Regions from separate parts of the Homo sapiens genome. Here region 1 is linked to region 2. A link is a loop called in an ENCODE intact Hi-C map of the cell type or tissue named here. Cell type or tissue: HepG2. All regions are shown on one strand. Each heading gives the region's core, and the rest is flanking DNA. Links, peaks and the distances in the headings are about the cores only. Region 1 overlaps HIF1A (hypoxia inducible factor 1 subunit alpha). Region 2 overlaps LINC03033 (long intergenic non-protein coding RNA 3033).

Region 1 (15,466 bases), core at 2,902-10,901, 110 kb after region 2:
ATTACAGGCGTGAGCCACTGCACCTGGCACAATACCTTATATATAATCAGGGCTCAAAGATTTGTTGAGAGGCTCAACACCAATTCTGGACCAGGAAAGATTTTATTTATATCACTAGTCAGGAATAATCTAAAAACAAAAAGCACATTCTTCTTACAAGTAATATTTCAATACACATTAATGTAAACACATGGAAAAGTATTAGCTACTTAATAAATTAACATGTAAATGAAAAATTTACACATTATGGCTATTTCAGATGTGATATAGATTTCATTTTCAGAAGGAACCCTCCAATGTAAAACAGTGATTCTTTTCCCCGTTTATTTTACTGCATTAGAAAATCACATTTAAAGTAAGCATTTTGGTGAGGTTTGGAAGGTGAATAAATCCATCTTTTCTTTAATTATGGATATTTAAGAGAGATGTTGTTGTGCCGTTTAGATAATAATGATCTAAACCAAGAAATTTAGTTGCTTTCAAAAATAAAATAAGTGTATGCATTCTGAACATTTTTCTTTAGAAACAAACCATTTCATCTGTTTTTTTGAATTTCAAATTAATTATACAGAATTTTCAAAATTTGAAAATTAGGTTAGCATGAGAAACTGAAGATACTGAATTATATTGCCTGTTCAGTCTATACTTTTCTTTAGGATATACAGTAGGAAAGAAATATGATAGTTCAAGTTAGATTACTACTTCTTTCAGAGTTTTTTGACAAATGCAGGTACAGTGATAGTGTCAGTTCATGGTGAATTTTTGTTAAAATAAATTACAAAAAATTTGTGATCCTGGTATCTTGAAACTAGTTAATATTTGTAAACTTTGCTAACACTGTATATCACTGTATTCTGGTTTTATCTGTGCATCTATGAGTTATATGTGTGTATAGCTACATATGTTTATATTTATACACATACATTACACACAGGAGTGGAATCATACTCAATTTTTTTTGTATAGCCTGCTCTGTTCATATAATACTATATTGTAGCATCTAGTATAAGCAAAGATTAATTTTTGTAGACTTTGCTTTTATCCTGAAATTTTGTGGTAGCTGGTTTAATGGAAAGACAATTTCTGTGACGTGTTTTGTCAGTTAGGGATTGACCCTGGTAAAATATTGCTGGATAACAACAAGCAATGTAAAAATACATTTGTTCCATAAGATAACCTCCGTGAAGGTAGAGACTTGGTCTGTTTTGTTTATTGCACCGTGTCCTGTTCTGGGAAGAGTGTTAGACTCATAGAAGATGATCAAGAAATATTTTTTGAATACATCAATAACATTCTCTAACATGTGGGTATCCTAAAGGTTTATTTTTAAAGTTTATTGATTAGAATTCAGAAGATATTTTCCCAGATAAAATAATAGATTGCTAGCTGTCTTGAAAATGTAATTTATATTTAATTTGAAATGTCAGGTTTTTGCTATTTTTTCCATTAAGTAGAGATAGGGTTTTTAAAAATTACATGTGATGTTTTAAGTATTCTGGTTTTGCAACAATTACTAGATAGAAAATGTAACAACAGATCCTATTAATAATACTTCCAATAATACATATAAAATACTTGTCTAAAAGTAACCCTCCTTAAAAAAACAAAGCTGGCCAGGCGCGGTGGCTCACGCCTGTAATCCCAGCACTTTGGGAGGCTGAGGCAGGCGGATCAAGAGGTCAGGAGTTCAAGACCAGCCTGGCCAACATAGTGAAACCCCATCTCTAGTAAAAATACAAAAAATTAGCCGGGTGTGGTGGCAGGCGCCTGTAACCCCAGCTACTCAGGAAAATCGCTTGAACCTGGGAGGCGGAGGTTGCAGTGAGCGGAGATCGCACCACTGTACTTCAGCCTTGGGCAACAGTGCGAGACTCTGTCTCAAAAAAAAAAAAAAAAAAAGGCAATAGGATTAGGTATCAACTTAATGAAAACTTCGTGACAGCACTTTCTTGAAAAAGACTGTGGAAACCAAAGTTAGTAAACTCCTGTTTCTGCCTGGGTTCGGAAAACATAAAGATGATAAAGATGTTTAAGTATTCCTTTTTTTTTTTTTTTTTTTTTTTGAGACAGTGTCTTGCTCTGTCTGGAGTGCAGTGGCACAATCACAGCTCACTGCAGCCTTGAACTCCTGGGCTCAAATAATCCTCCTGCCTCAGCCTCCTGAGTATCTGGAACTACAGGAGTGCACCATTACACTCGGCTAGTAATTTGATTGGTTAAGAACATTAACTATAACTCACACATTTTCCTGACCACATTTGCTTAGGACAAAACAGTAAAAGACATGAGTGTAGATGAAAGCGATAAGGGAACTAATCTTAAACACTGAACCTCTTTTCAGCAAATTGGCTTTCTAGTTTCTCAGCTCTCTCTTTACACCTCTAAATCTCTTTCCTGGCAAGATCATTTATTTGCCTTGGTTTATGGTGATACTCTTCATTGTTATACTGGTGGGTGATTGTTTTAATTGATAGCTGTTTTTTTCTACTTCAGGAAGATGACACTGCTGGCTCTGCTGGCTCTGATGTTTACCTTGTGGCTAATGCCTGTGTTTGCCTGTGTTCACATTTATTCCACGATTCATTTGTTAACATTTACTAAGCTGCTTTTCTGTGCCAGGAACTTGGCTAGATAAATAAATGGTTGTTTTTGTACACAGAATTAGCTGTCATAATCAGTTACTGTAGCATTTATTCTTGCAAAAATATATATTTATACTTCAACTAGTGATCGAATCTCAACTTATTAATTCATACATTCAGCCAGCACATAATTGAATACTTCTTATGTGTCAGAAACTGTTCTAGGTGCTTGGGATGTTCATTGAACAAAATAGACAAAAGTCTCCGCCTCTATGGAACTTACTTTCCAGTGAAGGTGTGGATTGGTGGGATAGAAAATAAAATAATCAAGTAAGATATGTACTTAGGCTTTCATAAAAATACAGCAGGGCAAGAGGACCAAGATGGAGGCAGTGATCAGGGAATCTCAATGAGGGTGAGACTGCGACAAAGACTTGAAAAAGGTGGAGAAGCAAGCCTTGTGGGTATTTAGGGTAGCAGTAGTCCAGGCAAGGGGAACAACTAGTGCAAAGGCTCTAGGAGGCAATGTGTTTGAAGTGTTTTAAGAACAGTAAGGAGGCTAGTATGGTTAGAACAGAATGAGCAAAGGGGGCAAAGTGGTAGAAGGTGAGATCAAAGAGGTAATGAGGCCATTGTGGAGGCCCATATGGACTATTGGAAGGGCTTTGGCTTTTACTCTAAATGAGGCAAAAACCATTTTAAGCAGAGAGGAGTGATATGACTTGATTTCTTGTTAAAAGGATTATTCTAGTTGCTGTTACAGAAAAAGATTACAGGGGTGCAAAGAAACAGGGAGACAAAAGAATATAAGATTTTCACTGTAACTTATATCTAGTATGCTTGCTTATACTTGAAAATGCATATCCAGATAATTGTAGTAAATTCAAATATTATGTTTATTTAATAGTACTAACATTGATATGCTGGTTAATTATGATTAGGAGCACTAATAAAGCACAAATCAGGGATTCCCAAAAAGAATGTTGAAAGGGCAGTCAGCTTTTCCTGTGCCAGAAATCAAAGTCATAGCAGATTTGGGGCAAATATGTCAAAGTCAAACTTACGCACATCACTACTGAGAAGACAAAGATGAATGTGTGACAGTTTCCTGCCCCCAAGAATCTTTAAGCATTGTGAAGGAAGATTAATATAGCCAAATAACTAGAGTGATCAGTTCTACCAGAGAGGACCAGTTTTGGAAGCCAGAGGAAAAAAAAAAAAAACAGAAACAAAATGATGTTTGAATTAAATCTTTAAAAGTTTCTCTTATAAATTTACCAAGCCACATATTGGGAATGGTACCCCAGGCAGAAGGAGTAGAGTAAGCAAGCCAGAAAGGAAATACTATGGTGCTTTTGAGTAACTGCAGTGTGGCTGAAGAATGTGGAAAATGATGAGGATAAAGAGGTGGACAGGGAACTAGGTAAGGGAGGGCTTCCTTTTAAATAATTAGACCTTGTCCTGTGTACATTTAATGGGATTTTAATCAGGCCATAATGCCAAATTTCTTTACTTCGGAAGGATCTTTATGGTGATGGTTTCAGAAAGAAATTAAAGCAGAGTAACAGTGGTTAGCAATAATGATCAGCTAGTGGTTCCCAAACTTACGTATCATATGCATCTTGGAAGTTTTTAAAAACTCAGATTTTGGGATCCTGACTTAGATCTACTGAATCAGAATTTACAGATTCAAATTCCCAGTGAGGCCTAGGAATTTGAAATGTTGAATGTCCTTCACGATGCAGCTAGACAAGCATTTGGGAATAAAGCATTAGGTGACTATTTCAGTAGACTAAGGAGTGGGAGGCCATTTAAGCTCAAAGGCTATTCTACTTCTCACTATATTTCTAGTACCTAGCACAGTGCATGGTACTTGATAGATGCATCCTTTCTCCCATACCTCGCCCTACACATCTCTTCATGTGTATCCTTATTAATATCCTCTATTATAAACTGGTAAACATGTTTCCCTGAGTTCTGTGAGCTGCTCCAGCAAAGATGGGTTTGTGAGAATCCCAACTTTTGAAGCCTGTCAGTCAGAAGTTCCTGAGGCCAGACTTGCAACTCCTGTTGAGGGGGCAGTCTTGGGGACTGAGCCCTCAACCTGACACTGTCTCCAGGTAGATAGTGTTAGAATTGAATTGAAGGACACCCAGTTGGTGTCCGCTGCAGAACTGATTGCTCACCTGGTGGTGGAGAGAACCCCTCCTCTCCCGATAGGGTTGCAGAAGTTGTCTTCTGTGTTGTTGATTGCTGTGGTGTGGGAGCAGAGGGGGGAAAAAAGCTGTTGGAGAGTTTTTTCCAAAACAATAGGAGATTATTTAGATTTATAAAAATAGAATCAAAGTAGATTAACTGAGCACATTGTGAAATATAGAGTAGAGCTGTGTGTAAGGAGTATATCTTAATGTCAAGCTGACACCAAATTGAATGTTTGCTGGAACGTTCAAAAATCTAAGCTTCCCAAATCTGTGAAAACACTCAGGTTAGTAAACAGTCTTATGCAAACAGCAAGACAATGCTCAAAGCCATTTAAGGAAAAAGAACAGTAACTGAATTCTCTTATGGAAATGTGAGATGTTGTTTTAGTAAGTACTGATGGTGTTATACTTTTTGTTTATTCGTTTGCTGGTATTTCAGTTCCTAAAATTCCTTCAAATATGCTGCAAAATACAAACCAAGAACTTGGTGGATTTTCCATTTGTTTTCCTGTGGGAAATGATGGAATTAAAAACCTTGAGGATTAGACCTTGAGAGTTACCTTCCAGTGTTTATGCCACCATTATACAAAATTCTGGAGGACAAAACCCTTCCCACTTAAAAACCAGTTAGTTTCAGAAAATCACCTCATGTTAGGAGACTGCATCATTATAGTATGTGTGTTAGCTTTAGGTATAGATCTAAAATATTTTTAATATTTTAAAAACTTAAGCCTTTCTTCATTAATTTGGCCTAATACAAGTTAGAATAACTTTAAAAATGAGTACAAACAACAAGGAAGGGCCAGGCGCAGTGGCTCAACGCCTGTAATCCGAACACTTTGGGAGGCCAAGGTGGGCAGATCACCTGAGGTCAGGAGTTCCAGACCAGCCTGGCCAACATAATGAAACCCCATCTCTACTAAGAATACAAAAATTAGCTGGGCGTGGTGGCACACGCCTGTAATCCCAGCTACTCGGGAGGCTGAGGCAGGAGAATTGCTTGAACCCAGGAGGCAGAGGTTGCAGTGAGCCGAGATCGCGCCATTGCACTCCAGTCTGGGCAACAAGGGTGAAATGCCGTCTCAGGAAAAAAAAAAACAGTTTCTGTGACTGCTAGACAAATGTTGAGCAAGTAAAACACCAACAATGTTGAACTTAGATATTGAAATAGCTGCTCTGTACAAATAAAGTCTACTGGGAGTATAGACTGAATTACCATCTTTTGACTCTTTCGCCATAATGATTGGCATTACCGGAAGGGATTACCTTGCTTTGAAGAGCTGCTGGACAGTAGAGCAGAGAGCATCTATTACCATTGTAGGTGCCTTTCAGTTAGGATTTTGGATTTATAAGCAAACTCCAAGAAAGAGCCTGGTTCTGAGTTTCTCTGAATAGCTTAGGTCAAGTCCTAAATTCTGAAGCCAACTCCTATAATTCCTTCTTTATGTCTTTGGCATGTGAAGTAGGCAAATTTCGAACTTTATAATAATAGCCTAGACTTACAAATACTTGCCTTGGTAATCAGGATGAGTTTTTGAGAGACAACATAGTCTAGTGTTAATCGCGTGGACACCAGACTGCTTGAGTGAAATACAGGTTCTACCATTTATTAACGGAGTAATGTTGGGTAAGCTATTTAGCCAGGGTCCTTATCTGTAACATGGTGATAATAATAAAGATTAAATAATAGGTGAAAAATGTTTAGAATACCACTGTGTTATTAGTAAGCACCATGCATAGGTGTTTGGATTTAAAAATACTGGCAAAGGCCAGGTTGGGTGGCTCACACCTATAATCCTCGCACTTTGGGAGGCCAAGGCAGAAGGATCGCTTTAGCCCAGGAGTTCAGGACCAGTCGAGGCAACATAGATTCCGTCTCTGCAAAAAATTTAACAGAATTAGTTGGGCATGGTAGCGTGTGCCTGTAGCTACTTGGGAGGCTGAGGTAGGGAGGGGGAGGATTGCTTGAGCCCACGATTTCGAGGCTGCAGTGAGCTTATGATCATGCCACTGTACTCCAGCTTGGGTGACAGAGCAAGACTCTGTCTCTAAAATAAAATGAAAATAAAACTGCAGGCAAAAATGCCAACTGAAGAGTGAACATGAACTTTTCTTTGCATTTTTCTTGGGCCTGAGACTTTAAGAAGTGCAGGGCAGTTAAAATGATGAGATATAATTCTCACCTATCAGCTCAGCAGAAATTAATAAGATTAAAAAGATGCGTAATATATAATATTGCAGAGTGCATGGGGGAATTGATATACACATTCATGAACTGGCAGAGACAAAAATGGGCACAGAACCATTTGGAAAGCTATTGTGTATTTTAAAAAATTTCAGTAGCACATTTTTTATATCATGAAATTTCACTTCAGAATGTCAGTCCTGTAGAAATACTGACGCAAGTGCAAAAACAACAAAAACCAACTTGTACCTTCAAGGCCAGAAAGAGTTATTTCACCAAATAACATAATTGAGGTACATTAACTTTATTAGAAGTAAATCTGATAATCTGCTCACATTTTAAATAGTTATGGTTTAACTTCAGTTCTTGAAGTCACATATTTTTACAATTAGGAATGCTAACAGGCTTTTTGTGCAATACGAAAAGATGACTTTAAATGCCTACAATTATTTTGTGTCCTTTTATTTTTTTTTAATTTTTACTGACCTACTACAAAGCACTAAATATTTTATGTTCTTAATCTGAAGAACAATAGACATTCTCTATAAAACAACTCTTGCTTATTCATGAACTTTGTACACAAGAAGCTTAATAAGACGGGCTCAAAATTATTTTTCTAAATATATTTCCTATACAAAATAATTTCAAGATATAATTGTTACTTTTGTGTCTAATACTGTATGTTAAATAATAAAATGGTAAGCATGTAAAAACTACAATACCACAAAGATTGAGCTATTTTGCCAGTAGTATACTCCAACTTTAGTTCTAGAACAGTTGTAGAAATGGGTAAACAAACTGTTTTAACTGTACTCTTAACTGAAATATAGTACCTTATGCAGTAGCAGAACATATCAGCAGAAGAACTTCACTTGACCTGTACTTAAAAACAAAACAGATGCAATTTATAAAATTTAGAGAAATATAGTGACCTTATTTGCATGTGGAAAATGTACTTCTTTCTGATCTACATATCTTCTGTTGTGCAATGTAAGCAGTAAAACAAATAGTACAGGATTCATCTCTGTGGGACCTAGACCCCCTGGTCTAACAAATAATTCTTGGTCAGTACTGTAATTCTGTGGTATAAAACTGATAAAATTAGCCTTCCTGTGACTAGACAAGAAGCCGGGCAGTTTAAATGCTGAAACTCACAAGAACTTCAGAAGCTTTAGCTTTAAGCTTTAAGCTTACTTAGAAATGTTATAAGACCTCCAGTAGTCACATATGAAGAATATCATGAAGATTTTTCCATTAAATCTTTATTATAGATCCCTTGATTGGTTTCTGTCTAGACTCATTGTGTGATAAAGGACATAATAATTTTTATCACCTTCATCTAATATAGGTTTGTCAACTCTATATTAGTTGTTTTCTTGAAGGCTGGTTTTCTTCCAAAATTCAGTCTTATTTTCAGTCTACACTAGCTTTTAAATATACTGTCCTTTAGATGCTTTATCTAACCTCAAATTTCTAATGGATTTGTCTTAGACACTTATTGCCACTCCTTAGATAGTCATTGCTATCTTTGAAGTTCTGGACGATACGTGTATTACAGAGGAACTGGAGACATTCCATCACCATAGTTAGCTTGATTGGATACCCTTTAAAAGCATATACTCGCGCCTGTAATCCCAGCACTTTGGGAGGCCGAGGCGGGTGGATCACTTGAGGTCTGGAGTTTGAGACAAGCCTGGCCAACATGGTGAAACCTGTCTGTACTAAAAATACAAAAATTAGCCTGGCATGGTACCACATGCCTGTAATCCCAGCTACTCAGGAGGCTGAGGCAGGAGAATTGCTTGAACCTGGGAAGTGGAGGTTGCAGTGAACCAAGATCTTGCCATTGCACTCCAGCCTGGGTGACAAGAGCAGAACTCCATTAAAAAAAAAAAAAAGCATATATAGCACATATTATAAGGTTTTCAATTTTTTCACCAAGTGTTTCATTTGGGTAGTCATTTATTGGTAGTTTACATCAGTTGAGTGGTTCAGAAAAAATACAGTAAGTTGCTTATAAAATTCTGAACACTTTGGCCAGGCACAATGGCTCAAGCCTGTAATTTGAGCCCTTTGTGAGGCTGAGGCAGGAGAATTGCTTGAGCTTAGGCGTTCAAGACCAGCCTAGGTAACAAAGAACGCCTGGAATGATTGTGGCATTTGAACTAATATTCAGGTTTAACAAGAGATAATTGACCATCACTCTATTTTAGAGGCTTTATTTGAACCAGATAGAAATCTATTTCCCACAGCTATCACTGCCTGTCACCTACAACTTAAGGGGGTTGGGGAGGAAGTGAGAGATTTTCTGTTAGGGCCAATAGGGACCTGCTAGATACCCCCCCATCCTGGGAATGGTGTATGGAACTCCAGTGTATGCTGGAGTTATTATCATCATACTTGTTTTTTTATTTTACTCTTCTGCTTATACAGATCAAGTCTTACGTTTTATTTTTAAGTTTAAATTGAAAACATTTACAGAGAACAATGCAGTGAAATGAAAAAATTACAGACTGCTGGCATTTGCATTTTCATGTAGCCTCAGTGACTAATTTTTTTTTATTGTACAGCATTGAGAAAATCCTAGTTCATATAACTAGTTATAGTTCATATAGATTCATATAACTAGTTTTAAGTGATAATAGTTTCTTCCTTTTTTTCCTCCACCATCTAACCAGATGAAGATAATAGTTTTTAATAGCTCACCGTAAATTTCAAGGTACTCAAGTTAAATTGATCTAGATGCTTGAGTTGAAATTTTTCTATCAAAGTTCAATAACATGCTTACATTCCTTATTAAAGTATAAAAGTCCTATAAACACACAAACTTGAGTAAGTACTAAAACTAGTATCAGTATTGTCACAATACAACATGTTATATTGTAACAAGAGCATTTGCTGAGAACTGTGCTTGTTACTCCAGAATGTTGCTTCTATGGTTGTACCTTTCAACTTTGCAGATCATTTGGAAGGAGGAGAGATTTGGGGTGGAGACAATTCGGTACTTCATTCACAGGATGTAAGGAGGATTAAGTAAAATAATGCTGGCTAAAAGTCCTTATTTAGCATACTGCCCAATGCTCACTAAATCATAATAGCTGTTTTTAACATTTGGTGAAGAATCTATTTAACAGGAGTGAGTTGAGGGGCATAGGAGATCATGTGAGTGTTTAAAGTAGAAGCAGCATTCCCCATTAAGAAGAGAAATACTGTGGAAGAGCAAAGACTTTAAAACACCTGGGTTCAAATCCTATTTGCTACATAATGGCTACTTTTAACCTATTGAACGCCAGTTCCCTCATTTGTAAAATAGGGACAATATTTAACCTATTTACAGGTTGTGAGAGAACTAGGCACCTAGTACAGGGTAATGTTGGCACATGGTAACCTTTAATAAACTGTTGCTATTCAACAAGCTATTAGATGTCACTAGGCAGTTAAGCAAAGGAAGACAGCTTTTGCTTGGTGTGACAATGAAAATCTTTCTGATTTCCTTCTTGGAAGAGTTCCCTGAAGATATGTCATTGTATTGACACCTTTATTTTTGCTAACCTATCCCTCTAAATTCTGGATATTGTGTGTGCCACAGCTTTTTTTCTTCCATATTCCTGCATTTATTTGGCACCTGTTGTGCCAGTAATAGATAAGGGGCTGCTAAGGGAGGAGGCAACCTGCACTGGCTTATAGCTGCTAATGTCAGTTCCTATAGCTTATCGTCAGTGTTATTCATGTGGTAAAAGGGTGAGAAAGTACTGGAGTCTAAAGAAACAAGTAGAAATCAGTTTGTAGCTATTACCGTTCTACCTGCTAACAACTCCTGTTTTCAAGTTATTATGTACAACTTTAGGTAGTTTCTCTAGCCTTAATCGTGGTTTCTCTGTATTGAGACTACTTTTGAATTCTATGAAGTACAGCCTTAGATGTACAGGCTACTTTAAATTTTTGCCTAAAATAAAAACATTCTCTCCAATTACATATGCTGGGGAGGAAACACCTGCTTCCGACAGGTTTAAAGCTTGGTTTTGGACTTTTTGTGAGAGTTCCTTATGTGTGCAGTAATCCAAAATTTGTATAGTTGCCCTTTATAAAAGTACATTAATCTAGTAGACAAATCTCCATGTAACTTAATTACATGGCATCTTCTAATCCTTCTGTGATAAGCAGAAATGTAAAGTTTTATTCAAGTTAAGGCAAACTAACTTGTATACACTTTCCATCTCGTGTTTTTCTTGTTGTTGTTAAGTAGGATAAGTTCTGAACGTCGAAAAGAAAAGTCTCGAGATGCAGCCAGATCTCGGCGAAGTAAAGAATCTGAAGTTTTTTATGAGCTTGCTCATCAGTTGCCACTTCCACATAATGTGAGTTCGCATCTTGATAAGGCCTCTGTGATGAGGCTTACCATCAGCTATTTGCGTGTGAGGAAACTTCTGGATGCTGGTGAGTTATTTTACAAGGGTATAAATAGGCCTGAAAATTAGAAGTTAGAAGTAAATAGAAATTATTTTTAGAAGGTGGTCGCAATGTTTTGATTTTGTATACCTCTTTATATTGTGATATGTACACGTTTAAAAATTTTTCTGTAATTCTCACTATTTTTATCAAGCTTCATTTTTTTCTCATCAGTTATTCTTTGAAATAATCATTCTTTATGCACATAATTTGTTTTGCTTTATTCTCTTAAACATACTCTCAATTCTTTTCTAATATAACATCCTTTTTATTACCTGCTTTTAAAGCTTTAGTCAGGAATAAGATACTGGCTTTTCCCCTCCCCCCTTTTTCTCCTGTTCCATCTACCTTTCTTCCTTTAAAAAACATGACTCAGGCCGGGCGCGGTGGCTCACGCCTGTAATCCCAGAACTTTGGGATGCTGAGGCGGGTGGATCATGAGGTCAGGAGTTCAAGACCAGCCTGGCCAAGATGGTGAAACCCCATATATACCAAAAATATAAAAAATTAGATGGGCACGCTGGTAGGTGCCTGTAATCTCAGCTACTAGGGAGGCTGAGGCAGGAGAATTGCTTAAACTCAGAGGGCGGAGCTTGCAGTAAGCCGAGATCAAGCCACTGCACTCCAGCCTGGGCGGCAGAGTGAGACTCCATCTCAAAAATAATAAAATAAATAAATAAATAAAAAACATTACTCTTCTTTCTTCTTCTATGGTTTGCTTTGCTGCATTACTTTAATCATGAAAAGCAGCTGGCACATCTAATTATAGTTTTTCTAGCTTCTGGCCTGCACTTTTCTGTGTTGAAATGGCTGTATATATTAAATAAAGTGTCTGCGAGAAAACTTTGTAAAAACATCTAAATATTATATCATTTAAGTACAACTTTTTAACTAATTATTTTCCTCTTCTTGTGCCCTTTTTAGGTGATTTGGATATTGAAGATGACATGAAAGCACAGATGAATTGCTTTTATTTGAAAGCCTTGGATGGTTTTGTTATGGTTCTCACAGATGATGGTGACATGATTTACATTTCTGATAATGTGAACAAATACATGGGATTAACTCAGGTAAAATGCACACATATTAAGAGCTCTTCTATATGTTTTTATGATTTTATGATCTAGCCCTAATTTTTAAAAATGTGTTTACAGTTTGAACTAACTGGACACAGTGTGTTTGATTTTACTCATCCATGTGACCATGAGGAAATGAGAGAAATGCTTACACACAGAAATGGTAAGAAAAGTCTGTTGTTTGATTTAATGTGACAGGTGGTTTTACATAATAAGATACTATTGCTAATTATTAAACTTTGCTATTGTACTTACCCAAGGCAAAATGTTATTTCATGTTTAATAAAATGTCTATTCTTTGTTAAAACTATTATTTTAGTTTTTAGGAATTTCATTTTGAAAGCCCACCTAATTGCATAAATAATTGTGTGGGTGTGAGAAATAAAATGGAAAAGTAAAATCATGACCAAGAGAGTTACAAATAACTTTTTTTTTTTTTTTTTAAGATGGGGTCTCGCTCTTTTGCCCATGCTGGAGTGCAGTGGCACAATCAGCTGACTGCAGCCTTGACCGCTGGGACTCAAGCGATCCTCCCACCTCAGTCTCCCAAGTTAGCTGGGACCACAGACGCGTGCTACCATGCCCAGCTAAATTTTTAAAAATTATTTGTAGAGACAAAGTCTCACTATGCTGCTCAGGCTGGTCTTGAACTACTGGGCTTAAGCCATCCTCTCACCTCGGCCTCTCAAAGTGTTGGGATTACAGGCATGAGCCACCACGCCCAGGCTACCTTTTTTTTCCTTTTCTTTTTAAATTGTGATAGGGGTTCTTGCTGTATTGCCCAGGCTGGTCTTAAACTCCTGGACTCAAGTGATCCTCCTGGCTCAGCCTCCCAAAGTGCTAGGATTATAGGCATGCGCCACCACACCTGGTGGAGTTAAAAATTAAAATACACCATTAAGGCAAGGAGAAATTATAATACAAATGGCAGATAATAGGACTTTAGACAGTCATTAAAGTTGAGGTGCCAGTTTGAGTCTAAGGCCCAATAAAAAAAGTTCACCAGAATTTTAAGACAAACAACTGCTTATTTGACTTCTTTGGATGTTCTCAATAATTCGAGACCGTGTAGTTAGATTATAAAGTATTACATTGTGGATGCCCACATATTAACAAAAATAGAGAGTAAGACCTCTAATTCTTAGGAATTAATTGTTAAAAATAATCAAGTGTTCCAAGATTTTTTGGAAACTACCTCTTGAATTAAAAAATTAAAGTCTTTCTACATTTTTATCTTGTTAAACAGTGTATACTGATCATAATTATTTAAAAAATCATGTGTTCTAAGATTTTTGGAAAGTACCTCTTGAATTACAAAAACAAGAAAGTCTTTCCACATTTGTGCCTTCTTAAGCAGTGTATACTGATCATAATTGAACTTTTCTTCATGATGGAAAGTTACCACAAGGAAAATTTCTTATGTTCTGCTGTTCTTTGTTGCTCTCCAATTTAAGTGCATACGTTTGTTTGCTTCTATATTATAAAACCTCAAATTTACTTTTTGTATAATTTTTGAGGTTTTCTTTTTCATCTCATTTATTATAATAATAGCTAACCTCCATTGAGAGAATGCTGTGTGCCAGGACACTGTTCTTCCTATTTTATATGCTTTTAACTCCTTTATTCCTCACAACAACCCTGTGAAGTTAACTGTTAGACAATTTCTATTTTACTAGGAAACTGAGGTACAGAGTTACTAAGTAACTTTCCCAACATTATTTGGTTAGTAAATGGCAGAGCTTGGGCTGAACTTCAGTAGACTGGCTTCAGAGTCCACGCTCATTAGTCCTTTGGAGCGCTTTTCATATTCTTGAATTCTCACATTCTGTCTTTTTTCACTCTGTCAGCAGGACCTGACTCCTGTTTTTAAATTTCATATTGTGTTTTTACTGTTAATTTGGAAAACAAATGCATACTTTTTAGAATTCTGTATAAAGGAGGAGTAAATATGCTGTGAACAAGGACCTAAGTGGGTTGTCAATGAGTTTAATATATGAGTTCTAATGTGCAGAGTTGAGGTTTATATTGACTGCTCAGTGCTTCCCTGGGGCTAGACTATAAATGGATGGATATTAGGAAGTCTTGTTCTGATTTGGTAATGATGTTAATGCATTATTCTAAATCAGATAGTCTTAATATAGTTTAAATGTATGTTTCGAACCAAATGTTCTTTTTTAAAGCACACAAACATTTTGAAATCATTACTAATGTGGTTAATGAATTATTGATGTTCCATTGGGAAACTAAAATGCAGATTTTTCTCTTTTAGAAATCAGGGACTATTGCAAAGCATCACATTTTAGTGATACACTGAGAGCCAGTGGTGTGTTTATACAAATAGTCCTATTTTCCAAATAAATTCTAGAAAAATGCTTTAGAATTTATAAATTATACAAAATATGACTTATTTTTAGAGAGTTTAAAATTTAGGTTTTTTTAATGGTTTGTTTTTGTTTGTTTGTTTTTTGTTTTTTTTTTCCTCATTAGGAAAACACTAGTACTTTTCAGTTACCTTGATTTTTAAATTAATCTGCAGGTCCCCATTCAAAGGCCTTGGGTTCCTTTCAAAGGTCAGTATAATTCAAGCTTAGTTTATGAAGGACTGAACATACCCAAAGGATTTTGCATGTGGATCTTTACTGCCACTACCACAACCATCAACACCTACACACACACGACACACACACATTCTCTCTCTCTCTCTCTCTCTCTCTCTCTCTCCCCCTCCCTCCCGCACTCCTTCCCTTCCCCCTCCTTTGCTCTCATGGCATCTTTTAAAAATATACTCTTAAATCCTTCCAGGGAGGGCAAATTCACTTCTTAATCTAAGTAAACCCAAATGGCATGCATCAGCACCAGGACTGCCCATCTTTCCTAGTTCCATTATTCATAGAGTATAGGCTGGAATTCATCTTGTTCCTCAAGAGTCCAGCATTTCTAGTTAACCATGCCTACATTTAAACTTACTCTCAT
Region 2 (15,466 bases), core at 3,123-11,122:
GTGCTGGGTACAAGGATATGAACATTTGCAATTTTGTCAGAAATTGCTACATTTCCCCTCTTAGAGATTGTACCAAGTTAAAGCCTTCTCAGTAATGTGGAAAGTACCTATTTCCTCACACCTTTGCTGATACAGTGTGTTGCCAACCTTTTTTTTTTAAAACCTTTGTTACCTTAATGTGTTAGGTAAATAATAGTATCTCAGTATAGTTTTAATTTGTATTTCTTATATTATGAGTGAGATTCAGAATCTATTCATATATTTGAAGGTAATTTGTATTTCTATAAAGCGTTTGTACTCTTAGTCATTTTTATTTAGCATGTTATTGGTCTTTTTCTTATTGCTTCATAAGGACCCCATATACAAGAGGAAAATTAGTGATTTATCTGTGACTTTAGTTGCTCATATTTCCCCAAGTTTGTTTTTTATCTTTTAACTTTACAATTAACATTTTTTAAATTCTCTTTTATTTATTTATTTATTTTTGCCTGTAATCCCAGCACTTTGAGAGGCCAAGGCAGGAGGATCTCTTGAGCCCAGGAGTTTAAGGCCAGCCTGGGCAACATAGTTAGATTTCATCTCTACAAAAAAAAAAAAAAAAAAAAAAAAAAAGCCAGTTGTGGTGGCGTGCACCTGTAGCCCTAGCTACTCAGGAGGATGAGGTAAGAGGATTGCTGGAGCCCAGGAGTTCTCGAGGTTACAGTGAGCTATGATCACACCATTGCACTCCAGCCTGGGTGACCAAACCAGAACCTGTCTTAAAAATAAATAAATAAATTTATTATTATGGCTTCTGTGTTTTCAGTCAGGACTTTCTTAGTCTAAGATTATAAAAAATACTATCCTATGGCTTCCTTTTTACTCATTTAGGGTTTTTTGTTTGTTTGTTTTTTGAAACAGTCTCGCTCTGTCATCCAGGCTGGAGTGCAACGGTGCAATCTTGGCTCACTGCGGCCTCTGTCTCCCTGGTCAAGCAATTCTCGTCCCTCAGCCTCCTGAGTAGCTGGGATTACAGGCAGGCGCCACCATGCCCAACTAATTTTTGTGGTTTTAGTAGAGATGGGGTTTCGCCATGTTGGCCAGGCTGGTCTCAAACTCCTGACCTCAAGTGATCCACCTGCCTTGGCCTCCCAAAGTGCTGGGATTACAGGCGTGAGCCACTGTGCCCAGCCAGGTTTACTTTTTACTTTTATTTATTTAATCTGTCTGAAATTTATCCTGATTTAAAGTTTTAGGTTTGGATACAATTTTATTTTTTTCCAGATGGCTTACCAGTTATTTCCAACACTTAATAAATAATCTTTATTTTCCCTACTAATTTGAAATACTATCTGTATAATGTCTACATATTAAGGTATTCACATATTATAATTTATAATGAAACTTTTTTCCCTTCTAACATCTATTTCCAAGAATCTTTACACATCTTTCTTTTTTTTTTTTTGAGACGGAATCTCGCTCTGTTGCCCAGGCTGGAGTGCAGTGGCGCAATCTCAGCTCACTGCAACCTCTGCCTCCCGGGTTCAAGCAGTTCTCTGCCTGAGCCTCCCGAGTAGCTGGGATTACAGGCGCCCGCCACCATGCCTGGCTGATTTTTGTATTTTTACTAGAGACAGGGTTTCACCATCTTGGCCAGCCTGGGCTTGAAGTCCTGACCTCGTGATCCACCCACCTCGGCCTCCAAAAGTACTGGGATTGCAGGCTGAGCCACCGCACCCAGCCTCTTTACGCATCTTATAATGACTATATATAAGTCTCTTACATTCCCTGTAAAATCACATTTTAACAATTTTCTTCCTTCTCCTTTGCTTGTAAAATGTTATCCCCTGCAGGCCAGTGCCTTCTCTAAACCTCTCTCCCATTCTTAGCGTCAGCATTTCTGCGTTCTCAGAGATTACCCCTACTTGTAGAATCACCTGTGCCTCTTCTTTCTCTTTAGGAAGAGATTACAAATTGCTCCCATCCAGATGGGCAAATATAAATGGCTATCAGTGTGAGATTAGAGTTTCCAGGCTCTTAGCAGAGGAGCCAGGATTATCCACACAGGGAGGCTGCCAAAGCCTAGCGACTGGAGATTTGCAAGGAAGGATGTGTAGAAGAAGAGTGATGGACACTGAGTCTCAAGTTACACCAATAACGATCGCATGAAAGAGGAGCTAGAGGAGAAACTAGAGGCAAAGTACTGGAAGAAAGAACGAGAACGATGAAGAATGCAGAGCCTCTGAAGAGAAACCAGATAATACAGAAAGATCAGGGAGGTTACGGATAAGAACACCACTGGATTTGGTGACGGGGAGATCACTGGTGCTTCTTAGAGCAGGTCACTTGACGTATTCCTATCCCTCTACCCTTCCGGTTATAATTACTTCCTCTTCTGGGTAAATGAAGTTGCTGTCAGCAGACCAGCACCCTCAACTAGAATAATTAGAAAAGCCAAATACAATGCAGAAATTACCTATTTGAGGGAAAGTGATAGCTGCTGAGGCAAGGAACACTGGAAGGGCTAATGCACTGGAGAGAGAAACGTGAGGAGAGTGAGCTGGCTTCTGCAGCCGCTTTTACCAGCGGGGCATTTTGCAGGAGGCTGAGAACCCATTGCAAAATGCAGTGCAAAGGCTGGCAAAAGACTGCTCGGGATAGAGAAAATAAGAGTTTTAGTGGAAGATTTGAAAGGGCCTCAAACAAGACAGCCTGTTTTCACCTGAGGACTTTTGCTGCACACTGAATTTCTTCAGAGCAGGGATTCTAAAATGCAAATGGAAAACCTGCCTCTAAAAAGCAGAGTGCAGTTTTTCAGCATTCTTGTAAGACTAAGATTAGGGTTTACTACTGGCTGGGGGAGGGTTCTTGCAGAATACAATAGGGCCTTTGTTGAAAATCTAGGAGGTCAGAGATGAACCTGTGGAGGGCTGAGACTTACGAGAGCTATAATTCAACCTTGACTCAGCAAATCACTAATTGGATTAACATGATCAGCCACCAGTCTGTGTATAGCAGGGGGAGGGTACTCTCTCTCTGAAAAAAGCTATCATCTGAAGTCTCTACAACTTTGTGTAGATAATGTCTGACCTGCCATTAGAATGTATGAGGTACAACAAAAGACAGGCTCACATAACTGAAAAACCAAGAGAAAGAAGACAGTAGAAACAAACGGGTGATCCAGATGTTCAAGTTAGTTGACAAGGACCGACAATTGCCTACCACTGTATGTTAAAGAGGAAAAGATGAACAACATTGGTGGAAAGATAAAATCAATTGTTACCTCCTCTTGAGGAGCTTTATTTGGTTCTCCCTTTCTAGAAATCATCTTTTCCTTCTTCATATTATCCTGAAAATGTATCTATACTTCTTATTGCATGTACCACTGCAGAAAGTAGTATCTTGCAGTGGCCAAAAGCATGGAGGTTTTAAAGTCACATTGGGTTAAAATTCAAGACCAGCCACCTTTGTGACCTTAGATAAGTTACTTATCTTCTCTGAGCCTCAATTTCCTTGTCTATAAAATGGAGTTGTTGGCTGGGTGTGATGGCTCACGCCTGTAATCCCAGCAGTTTGGGATTACTGCTGAGGTGGGCGGATCACAAGGTCAGGAGTTTGAGACCAGCCTGGCCAACATGGTGAAATCCCATCTCTACTAAAAATACAAAAATTAGCTGGGTGTGGTGGCACGAGCCTGTAATCCCAGCTACTCAGGAGGCTGAGGCAGGAGAATCACTTGAACCTGGGAGGCAGAGGTTGCAGTGAGCCGAGATTACGCCATTGCACTCCAGCCTAGGTGACAGAGTGAGACACTGACTCAAAAACAAAACAAAAAAAAATGGAGTTGTTAAAATAATTCAGCGCCTTGAGTTCCTAGGTAAGCAGACTGAAATCCAGCTCAGTGTAAAACGTAAAATGAAACCTAAGATTAGCCAATCAAAAACCACCAACTAACCTCTCACTAGGGACTTTTCACTGGAATGATCTAAATAAGGCTATTGCTTCATTTTAACCAAATATTTTCTTTGCCTTGCTTCTGCATTCTCCCTATAAAAAGGCCTTCCCTTTATGCTCTTCAGTGGAGCCCCAAATAACTTGTGGCTTGCAGCTGCTCAATTTGTGAGCCCTGTCTGATCACATTAACTCTTTAATATTTTAATGTGCCTAAGTTTATCTTTTTACAGAGTCAATATAGTACTTTCCTCATAAGGTTGTTGTGAAGAATTCAAATATGTTCATACAACATTCAGTTGATATAAAAATGCATTTTTTCCTCTAGTTTTCCTCATGAACTCCATCTGCTGAGTAGTACAGAAACAACCTTAATTTTTGTCCAATCTACTCATTTCATACTGATATAATACTTTTAATATTTCTATAGGGATATAAAATCTCTGGGGGAAAATGTTAAGTCTTCAAGATGGCCTTTGCTTCTTTCCTCCAAGATGGTATCTGGGAGTTTGAGGGAAGGTCTATGGGTCAGTGACCCTGTGGCAGCAGAGGAGAGATGGGATCCTTAAACCCATCCAGTGTCCTCTGGAGCCTTTCTCATCTCTGCTGTGGAGTAACTGGACAATTCTGCTCCTTGGCCTGGGAGGCAGGGATGTGTACTTGGTCCCATTGGTCTGTTTGAGCTCAATGGACAGATGCTGCTAGATTCCAGAGCCCCGGCCACTTGCCCCTAGTCCCATAAACACTCTCCTTTTTCATGGCAGCTTCAGGCTTCTGCTGGACCATCAACCTTCTCAGCACCTTCCAGGGATGTGAAAGAACTCATACTGCTTCAGGACAGTTACCCTCATCATATACTTCCCTAATATCCTGTTGTTGTCCTTTATAACACTTTACTAAATTAGTAACTTTATTTTTTTGTATGAGAACATTAATTTGATATTTTCTGCCATACAGCATTGCAATCTTAGTGGTACTAGGAATCCTGTCCAGTTTTGTTCATTATTGTGTTCCCAGTGCCTAGATCAATCAATACTGCTAAATAAATAAATGAGAAACTCCTAACTTCAGGGCCCTGATATTTCAGAACACAGATGATCTTGCCTTAAATATTTTCCCATCCATACCAGGAACCTTAGTTTTCTTCCCAACACCATTCTGCCTGTGTTCTTTCCTATCAGAAGATTGATTTTGTTTGGTTGACAAAATGTCCAGCCCAGGGACTTTATAAATCATGAATTTGCCATGAACAAGCAATCCTGTTCCCAACACCAACAATAGATCAGAGTAGTTATGCCATGTTGTTCCATCTAATGAGCTAGAAAGAAAAGTTGAGGGGGGTGATTTTGTCCTTGATTTCCATCAAGAATATAAGTAGAGCTCTCTTCAGTCTTCTCTGCCCTCAACCCCTCACTTTTAAAATGTGGCAGAATGAAGATGTTATGTTTGGAGCTACAGTAGCCAACTTGCAACCATAAGGGAAAGACCTGAAGAAATGCCAAAATGATCTCATTGAGCTCCTGTACCAACCCTGGAACTATACCCCAGCTTTCTTGTTATGTGACATCATGCATGCCTTTATCATCTATGCTACTATTATTTGAGCTTTATATTGCCAGGAGCCATTTTTTTCTGATACCCTTTGGAACAAATCCAATTTTGCATGCATTTTATGACCTAAAGCTGGGCCACAGATCATTAGTTCTGTTTTTACTTCCATTTAAGTTATAGTCTATGCTCAGACGTAAGCCTCATTAACGTCCCAGGCTACATGTCAGATATGGCTTTAGGTGACATCTCTGAAGCACTCCGAACAATGAAGATCTAAATGGTCACACCTAGTGACCAGGCAGTTGCAGATCAAGGGAATGGGATGAGGAGGCAGAACTGTAGAGACAGAGTAGTGAGGGCTGAAGCCAGGAAAGCAAAGAGAACCCAAGAGGGTATCAGAACTCAAGGGAAAACAAGACTGGGGCGGAGGAAAGGTCCAAGCAAATAGTCATCAATAGATAGATCCAGAAAAAGATGGGAAAGGAAAAATTTAAATCTAGGAAATAATCTGACAATAATGCACAAGACTTTTTGGAGAAAATTTTAATTCCAATAATAGATATAAGCAAAGACTTGAATAAATGGAGTGATATGCTGATTGTGTGGAACAATTTAACATTTTAAGAATATCAGTTCTTCCCAAACTGAAGCTGTAGATCCAATGCAATTCAAGTAAAATGCCCACCCCAAGTTTTTAGGACTTTGAAAAACAATTTTAAAATTCATATGAAGAATAAATATCCACAGACAGCTAATTTTTTAAGTGTAGGCAAAAAGGAAATTTGCCTTGCTAGATATTAAGGCACATCACAAAGCCATGATTAAGAAAAGGGGAAAAAAGTCAAGTTGACCAGGAGAACAGAATACAGAACCCAGAATTAGACCCAGCTATAGAGGAGAACATGTTATATGATAGAGGGGGCATCACAAATCACTACAGAAGCAATAGATTAAGTAGTACATGGTGATGGGAAAATTGCCTCCATTCAGCCCCACCTCAGACAATTTAAAAAGAAACCCCAATGGATTAAATGCCCAAACGTTTAATATAACAGTTTATAGTGATAGGAAATAATATGCGTGAATATCTCTGTGACTTTTGAGTGGAGGCATTTCTAAAGAAAAACCCGAAAGTACAAACCATAAGGAGGAGAAAAAAATACGGATTTGTCTACAAAACAAAATTAAAGATTTATTCCAACAAATACTACAGACAAAGTCAACAGGTAAACTGGAAGAAGATGTTACTGACATCCCAAACCAAAGAATGTAGATCTAGGAAATCCTGCGAAACAGTAATAAAAAGGGAAAACAGGCAAAATATACAAGAGGAAACCTCTTAATGGCCAATAAGTGTATACAAAGATGCTAAACATTACTAGCAATCAGAGAAATACAAATTAAAACATCAATGAGAGATCACTTTAGAGAAAGTCGGATAAAATCAAGTATAACAAAGACACTGCTAGAGGGGTGGAAATAAATGCAGCCATCCTGCAGAGCAATCTAGGAGTCCCTAGAGAAATCAAGGATGCATTCTTGGCCCTGAGTATGTGCCCAAGAAAACACTGATGTGCAGATCATAAGAATACATGTAAAGCTGTCCATCATGGTGCGTGTGTGTGTGTGTGTGTGTGTGTGTGTATGTATGTATGTAAACAAGGACTGATGTTTGTTAATAAAGCAATGGTTTAGTTAAACATAAACAAATACAAGATGGGCCACTATTCAAGCCAGAAGCGGGAAAGGAGATTTACATATAGCAGCGTGGACGGGTCACCAAAGCATATTGATGATGGCCGTGGTACGTGAAGTGAGTAATTTACTCTATTCTCCTGAGGTCCAAATTAAATAAAATGTAAATACATAGAGCCAGTGGTCACAGAACTTCAGTGTCTCTGAAATGTTTATGTGCATGAGAATCATCTGAGGTATCTGTTAAAAGAACAAATTTGAGGGTCCCACACACAGAGATTCTGAACCTGCACTTTAAACATGCATCCCAGGTGATTCTCCTATAAGTGGACCACAGGCTGCACTTGGAGACACCTTCAACTAGGTAAAATCAAGCTACCAGGAGAGTGATCAGAAGTTAGTAGCAAGGGAAATGGCAGTAGAACATCTGCCCAGCACCGGCAGCAAGGAAATGACTCTGAAGCAGCTGGCCCTGTCAGCAGCAGCTGCCTCTCTCCCCTCCCTTTTTTTGTGAGCCAATCTTAGTGGGCCTGGCCTGAAGGGGTTTGGGTGATGGAAACTGACAACTGCCGTCTGGGGAGCGTGTCTGGAGAGACAGGAAGCCACTGGGGGGCTTTTTCTTCATGAGGATGCTGCTGTGCGTAGTGCCACCAGGGGTCCTAAGCTTGATGTGACCATCCAGACTCACAGTGGGCTTCTCCAGGTTGGGCTGTGGGTTGGGGGGAGGTGGGCTATGAAAAGAGTGAGAATGACATATGGGGGACATTGTCAGATGCCAATGCTTGAGTCTGTTCCGATGAGAGAAGCACTGCTGAGCCTTCTCCTGGCAGATCTGGTGGACTCTGGGTGCAGATGGTCCAGGAGTCGAGCCACAGAACCCCGTCATCCCTCCAGTGTCTTCATTGCTCTTGCCTCCTTTGGTCCCTGCCTCTGGCCTGTGCTTTAAGAGCTGGACTGTTCTGAGGCATATTGTGTACCATGTGGAGGGGATAGTGACTGCTATGATTGTAGGCAGATGGGATGTGGTCTTAAGCTTGCCTTTAGGGGTGTCTGATGGCATGCTCAGCCCTGCATCTCCAGCCAGAGACGTCTCCCTCCCTGTGAATGGATTACAGCCACCCCAGTCAAGAACGGACTCTGGACTCCTACTGTTATTTATCCAGGCACTGTTCCCCAACTGGCCCAGAGAACTAACGGAAGCCTGGATTCACTGTCCCCTTCCTAATGTGCAGAATGGCCTGGTTTCCTAAGGACAAGGAAGGTTTTTCAGATTTATACAAACAGACCGTGCATATTTGTGGGTATCCAGGTAACAAACCCAGTTTGAAACTCCTTTTGACAGCATAATTCATAACTCCAGACAGAAATGCTAACGTGAACACAGACACTCCAAAGGTGGAAAAGATTAAGAAATGGTCCCAAACATAGCTCTCTCTAGAAATCATCTGATTCTCTAACACACCTCATTTTGCAAATGTGAGTATTGTCATGTAAAGAGAAAAGAACCAAAGAGAAAAAGAAGACTGGCAGAGAATCCAGAGACACAAATATTTCAGGCTTATTAATAACCAGTAAAGCTTTCTTTCTTAGGAACTTCTTGAAGTCAGCTGTTTGATGCTGATGGTGTGTGATGTGTAAGCAAAGGTCTGTGAATCTGAGAATCCCCATGTGCGTCTACAGGACCGTTCTCCCTGCCCCTGTTTTAATGAGATCCAGGGCAGCTGCAGCTCCCATTGTGCTGAGTGGCCTGGGCAGGCTGACAGAGCTATTCTTCTCTCCTAGTAATGTGTTTGCTTAAGCATGAACATTAGTGTCAGAAGTGCTTAGTGCAAAGCAACCATTCAGGGGTGAAGCAGTCACTGCCAAGTCTATATGTCTGGGAATTCATTATGTCTATTCGTCTGGGGGTTAGGGTTAGGTAAACCTTGTATTTTCTAATGAAGTTGAAAAGGTAAAAAACAAAAACACTATTTATAAAATCATCTTTTTGGGGTGAGTCCAGCTGTGAAAACCCCAATGCCTTGTTCAGGCCATGGCTTCCTGAAAAACCGAACAATAGCTCTTGTTATGTGGGGCATATCCTCTTGCCCTCATCTGCCCTGTCTTCTGAAACGAGTGAAATGAAAGTTATTTTACACCCGACCTTGCACAAAGCTAATGTGCCTAATTAGCGGAAGATGTGCTTTTCGGATGGGAATCTGATTTTACTCAGTAGTGTCCTATCTTTCACGAGATGAGGACACATCATGGGCAGACTGTGTATTTTTTCTTGTCTTTCTCACAAGAGCAATGAATGTGATCTAAACTGATGACTCTCCTGTCTGTCTTGCCAGTATGGCCAAAGGCATTCATTTCCGAGGCAGCTGGCCAGGGCTGAGCCGCGGACAATTAACTGGGCCACAGGGCCCTGGGCTCACAACCTTCCTGCTGGATCCTGAACACAGGGCATTGGCATAACAATGAGCCACACTAAGACTTCCCTAGTAGGAAGCTGTCTGTTTTCATCTTTGTTGATCTTTTGGATAGATAATACCACGTGTCCTTCCCTCTGCTGTGTCTCCAGTACAGTGTTCCTGGAGTTAATGTGTATCACCAGCTTCCCCTGTAATGGTCCACCCACAGTGGTGTATAATGGGCAGGGAGGTGAGAGAGAGCAAGTGCAGGCAGTAATGGGGTGAGAATTTAAAGACAATAATAAAACTGACTCCAAGTCAGTCTGCTGCTTATTATCATCAAATGCTGACAATTTTTAAACAGTGTCACTGATAAAACACTCTTCCTTGCAAGCTCTAAACAATTACTAAAGTTGCTGTTGCCGCTGACATAGGTGGACCCCGTCACAGACATTCCTTTGCAAAGTAAGTTTGAGACAGGTGGGATTCATCCAAGCTCCCTTCAGCACATTTTTTATTTCCAGCCTGTGGGATGCTACACATTCCTGCATGTAAACAGTTTCGAAATAAGCAATAATAACATAGCAATGCTATGGCCTACGCTTTAACAGCTGGACTGTTGCTTCTTCTAGACGAAGAAACAAAATGTGAATTATTTCCATCCTATTTGACCATAAGGAGTTTTTAATTTGTATCTAAAATTTAAAACAATGAAACAGATTGCAAACTGCATGGTGTCACATTTTTGTTGGTTGTGTGTAAATTTTAAGTTCATATATGAAATATTTACTGAATTTGAATATCTTTAAAATTGAAATTTATTCTTTATAAAAATTGTTCATTGTTTAAAAACAGAAGTCCGTGAGAGTGAGTGCCTCTTTCCATTTTATGCCTTACCCTACTCCCAGCTGTGCCTACTACTTGGGAAGCAGGAACAGCTAGAGCACCTGCAGGTGACCTAAATGTGGCCCACCAGGCCACATGATGTTTAACGGATCCGATGTTTAATAGATCTCTTTGTTTTGTTTCTGTTTTTGTTTTGAGACAGAGTCTCACTCTGTTGCCCAGGCTGGGGTGTCGTGGTATGATCTTGGCTCACTGCAGCCTCCGTCTCCCAGGTTCAAGTGATTCATTCTCTCAGAGAGGGCTCCTATTGACAGAATTCCACCTGGAATTTTGAATCTGGAGTAGGTGACTCGAAGGTGCAAGGATATCTTGGAATCCTTTCTCCTGGGACTGGCGATGGTGCCAGGAGTGCTGTATGGTGTTCAGCAGCAGCGATGTTTAACCAGACCCTTCCTTTACTGTGATTTTGGCTGTTAGTTTGTAACCAAGCCACCCTGGTTTCTGTTTGTCAAGCCTGATTCTCTGGGCTTGACATTGATTATTTGGGCTCCCAGATATCCTTCTAGTGAATTTCTCTGCTGAAGTTAACCAGAGTCAGTGTCTGTCATTTGCGGCCAGTAACTCTTACTGGAATTCCTAATTCAGAGGAATACTTTGAGGATGAATTCTGAAACCCAAGATAATTGTGTACCACAGACAAACAAAAGCACTATAACATGTAGCACAGCAGCCTTACTGGAAATGTCAGCGATATCTTCTAACTTGTCAAAGCATATCTCATACTAACCTGTCATGACCACCCTGGCCAGATCTTAGTAGATCCAGCAAGACAAAAACCAGAGGATCTCTGTGTTTTGTTTTTGTTTTTGTTTTGAGACAGATTCTCACTCTGTTGCCCAGGCTGGGGTGTAGTGGTATGATCTCGGCTCACTGCAGCCTCCACCTCCCAGGTTCAAGTGATTCATTGTCCTGCCTCAGCCTCCCAAGTAGCTGGGACTACAGGGGTGCATCACCACGCCCAGCTAATTTTTGTATTTTTTTGGTAGAGACAGGGTTTCACTGTGTTGGCCAGGCTGGTCTCAAACTCCTGGCTTCAAGTGATCCGTGCTGGTCTCGAACTCCTGGCCTCAAGCAATCCCCCCACCTGAGCCTCCCAAAGTGCCGGGATTACAGGCGTGAGCCACTGCACCCAGTCTGATTGCATTCTTATTTCCACTGTAGCTCTAGCAAACATCTAGCTTTTATGTTAGGTTCTATAACTTGGAGCTAGCTTTTCAAAATCTCTAGACTGGGGCTTCCCCATATTTCTATTGGGATAATGACTTCATCATGGGAAGATCAAGTTTGTGTAAAGCACTGTATTATAGTGCCTGGCACATACTGCAGCACCTGGGCAATTTTTCCCTCACTTAGTCTTCAGTAAGCACCTACTCAGGACCCAGGACCATTTGAGGCACTGGAAAGCTACTCATATTTTTAGTGTATTTGCTGTGTCTTCCTTCTGCTGTTTTGCTAAGAGATGATTAGATGGTCTTTCTAAATACCAAGATGAATAGCCACAGGCACTAACTTCTTCAGCCTATCTCCTATCTGCTCTTCCCTCCCACCCCCTCCACACACACACACTTACTCACACGCTCACAAACACATGCCCAACCTAATTCAGGGACTCACATACAGCTTAGGAAAGGCAGCTTCATCATCAGTCCCACCAAACATCTCCTGCTTCTGCAAAGCTGCTTCTACCATTCTGACATGTGTAAGTCTATTCATTGTATTGTATGTCCTCATAGCAGCATATATGTTTCCTTTACTGTGCTTACAATTAGGTAATTATACATGTAATCACTATGCAATTACTGCTGACTTTCCCCCAGTCTCTGTCAGGACCGTCCATACTGTCTCTCTCACTTTTGTACCCATAGCACTTGGTATAATGCCTGGTACTCAAAATACATTCTTTGAATAATTGGAAAACAGCTCTTGAAACCCCACACCATTTATGGGATCTTCTGGGATTTAGGCATCTCATATTCCCACCATTATGCAAACTGTCTCTACTCCAAACTCTAAAAATGTCATAAGATTTGCCCCTTACTGTTTCAAGACAGTAAACATACACTGCATGTGGTTAATAAATTTAATTCAGATATCAATTTGAGGTCCATAGGGATGGCCTAGATAAGTGGGCAACCCAACTAGATTACTGTTTTGACGCTTCATTCAACAGACATTTGTTTAAATATTTTTTAAAATTTTTCTTAGAGGCGAGGCAAAGGGCTTCATGGGGATAAACTGACCATTGTAGTAGAGGTTTGCCTCTCCTTGGTTGTCCCTTGCAGTTCAGCTCTGGTCCCAAACTGGAACAGTCCAACGAAGAAAAAGCTCCTATAGTTAATTGGATTCACCACTTTTAGAGGGGAGTTTAGAAACCCTTTTTTTTTTTTTTAGATAGAGTCTTACTTTGTTGCCCAGGCTGGAGTGTAGTGGCACAATCTCGGCTCACTACAACCTCCACCTCCTGGGTTCAAGCAATTCTCCTGCCTCAGCCTCCCAAGTGACTGGGATTACAGGAGTATGCCACCACACCCGGCTAATTTTTGTATTTTTAGCACAGACAGGGTTTCACCATGTTGGTCAGGCTGGTCTCGAACTCCTGACCTCTGGTGATCCGCCCGCCTTGGCCTCCCAGAGTGCTGGGAATACAGGCATGAGCCACCACACCCAGTCAGAAACTTTTTTTTTTTTTTAAGTATTCTCTTTGGAAGTCTTGTTGCCCCAGCCCAAGGAATTTGCTAAATTATCCTTATAATCACAAACAGTACTCTCTCTGAGAGGGCTCCTGTTGAACTCAGTTTTCTCTATCTTCTTATATTTTCAGAGATGTTTCAAGACCCATTTTAGACTGATACCTCATTACATCCCCATCTGGCTCACTCTTTAATTTGGCTCTGGGTTCCCTATACCAACTGTTTGGGGTTTATAATAAAGAATGTACATGTTAATTAAATATGTTCATGCCACTTCCAGAAGTCTCAATCCTGGAAAGAAAAAAAATGCAAAATAAGAAAAAACATCTCTATGCTTTAAGACGTTTTTTGCAGTATCTTGACGGAGAGCAGTGAGAACTTATTGAATCATTAAGTGTTCTGCCAGATAATATATTAAAAAAAGATTTACTGCAAAGAATTGGCTTATGTGATTGTGGGAGATGGCTAGGTAAGCCCAAAATTCATAGAGCAGATCATCAGGAAGGACAGGCTGGAAGCTCAGGTTAGATCTGAGGCTATAGTCAAAGGCAGAATTTCTTCTCCTTCAAGTAAACCTCAGTTCTGCTCTTAAGGCCTTTCAACTGATTAGATCAAACCCACCCATATTATCAAGGATAATCTCTTTTACATAAAGTTAACTGATTGTAGGCATTAATCACAACTATAAAATACCTTCACAGCAACATCTAGATTAGTGTTTGATTGAACAACTGGGTGCTATTTAGGCTAACCAAATTAGTGCATAAAACTGTTATTTTTCCTGTTTTAAAAGCAATTATAGGAAAGTAGACAGAATTTTAAAAATACCTATAATTCTATCACTTAAGACAATTTGCTGTGTTTTAATTTGTGCCTTCCAGGGTTTTTTTTTTTCCCCTAGCAATTTATTTATAACAGCAGGAAAAATGGAAATAAACAAAATGTTTAGCAATGGAGAAATAGTTATGGGAATTATGGTATATGCACATGAGGTGAAATTATGCAGCCTTTAAAACTTATAATTATGAAAACTGGATCAACCTGAAAAAATGCTTCAAGTGAAAAAAGTACAGTACAAAATCCTATCTCTAATAGTTATGATTATAGCTATGTAAAAACAGCATATCGTGGGACCATGCAATAGAAGGAAACATTAAAAATAGCGCAGCATCAGTGCCCCCCACCACATCTCCAGCACTTATCGTTGTTTGTGCCCTGAGTTAACAGCTCAGGCTGCTGCCAGCCCCCATGACCCTGCCTGAGGGCTTTCTCTGTCCTCTATGGCCCATTCTGCCCAAGCATGGACAAAATAAAATGGCCGGAGAATGCCTCTTCCCCTGGGAGCAACCCTCACCCAATGACGGATGGGAATTTCTGGGTATATACCTGGCCCCTTAGGTAAGGTGTCCTGGAGGTGGGTGTTTCATCCTGGTTCCATGAACCCCAGCGAGACTGGACTCCAGCTGCCTGCAGTGGCAACCTGCTCAACTTCCTCTATCTTGGCTTCCTTTCTGTCCCTGTCTCACTTTCCCACTCCCCTTCCAGCATTTTCTTCATAAACTATTTGCCTTGTCTTGGTTTGGTTCTGGGCCACATAATCTCCACAGAGGTGATATAGCCGCCAAGGGGCTGAAGTTGGTTACATAGGGCAGGGGTTCCCAACCCTCAGGCCAAGGAGCAGTACAGTCCGTGGCCTGTTAGGGACTGGGCCGCACAGCTGGAGGTGAGCGGCAGGCGAGCAAGCATTACCTCCTGAGCTCCGCCCTGTCAGATCCACAGCGGCATTCGATTCTCATAGGAGGGCGAAACCTACTGTGAATCGCGCATGAGAGGGATTTAGGTTGCACGCTCCTTATAAGAATCTAACTGATGCCTGATGATCTGATGTAGACAGTTTCATGCCGAAACCATCCCCCCATGGTCTATGGAAAAATTGTCTTCCATGAAACCACTCCCTGGTGCTAAAAAGATTGGGGACCGCTTACATAGGCGACAAAACAATATTGCTCTTTTAATGTATAAAGCACAGATATGCATACATTATACAAATTCACAGTATATCTGAGGGATTAAAAATTCACGGGGGGTCCATTTAGGAAAAAATATCTACCAAGGGTCCTTAGGAGGGGAAATAATGCTTTTTTAAAAAACTGTTGAAAAACACCGTGAACCCGAAGGAACCCAAAGTAAGACAAATACAAGCAGTTTCTCTGTTAGGATGACTGATCAAATAGGAACTTCGACCTCTAGTTTTTTACCTCAGTTATTTGGTATGTACAAGTATAATAAAATAATAATTTA

Evidence for each region. A loop is a pair of places that touch in the nucleus more often than their neighbours do. Peaks named below come from ENCODE experiments on the same cell type or tissue, not always from the same donor. Only the 100,000 strongest peaks of a DNase experiment are listed, where the experiment ranks them.
Region 1: a loop joins it to region 2, with 2.6 times the contacts of the local background. A loop is called at or near these places in 4 of 110 quality-filtered maps.

What each region holds. Positions count from the first base shown.
Region 1 is chr14:61,709,168-61,724,633 of GRCh38, forward strand. It overlaps HIF1A (hypoxia inducible factor 1 subunit alpha), which reads left to right. Exons shown (of 15, transcript NM_001530.4): 2 at 11,215-11,405; 3 at 12,342-12,487; 4 at 12,572-12,656. It overlaps HIF1A-AS3 (HIF1A antisense RNA 3), which reads right to left. Exons shown (of 3, transcript NR_144368.1): 2 at 7,802-7,850; 3 at 6,391-6,661. Among named protein-coding and RNA genes, the nearest start is that of HIF1A-AS1, 21 kb to the left of the region's middle. RefSeq lists an enhancer at 10,572-10,621. In HepG2, for the core only: no CTCF peak of the experiment used is centred there; a DNase peak (open chromatin) is centred at 6,004; H3K4me3 peaks cover 446 bases.
Region 2 is chr14:61,600,022-61,615,487 of GRCh38, forward strand. All of the region lies in intron 1 of LINC03033 (long intergenic non-protein coding RNA 3033), which reads left to right. Among named protein-coding and RNA genes, the nearest start is that of LINC01303, 37 kb to the left of the region's middle. RefSeq lists enhancers at 7,354-8,104, 8,105-8,854, 9,303-9,914. In HepG2, for the core only: a CTCF peak has its summit at 7,809; DNase peaks (open chromatin) are centred at 8,340, 8,960 and 9,700; H3K4me3 peaks cover 1,852 bases.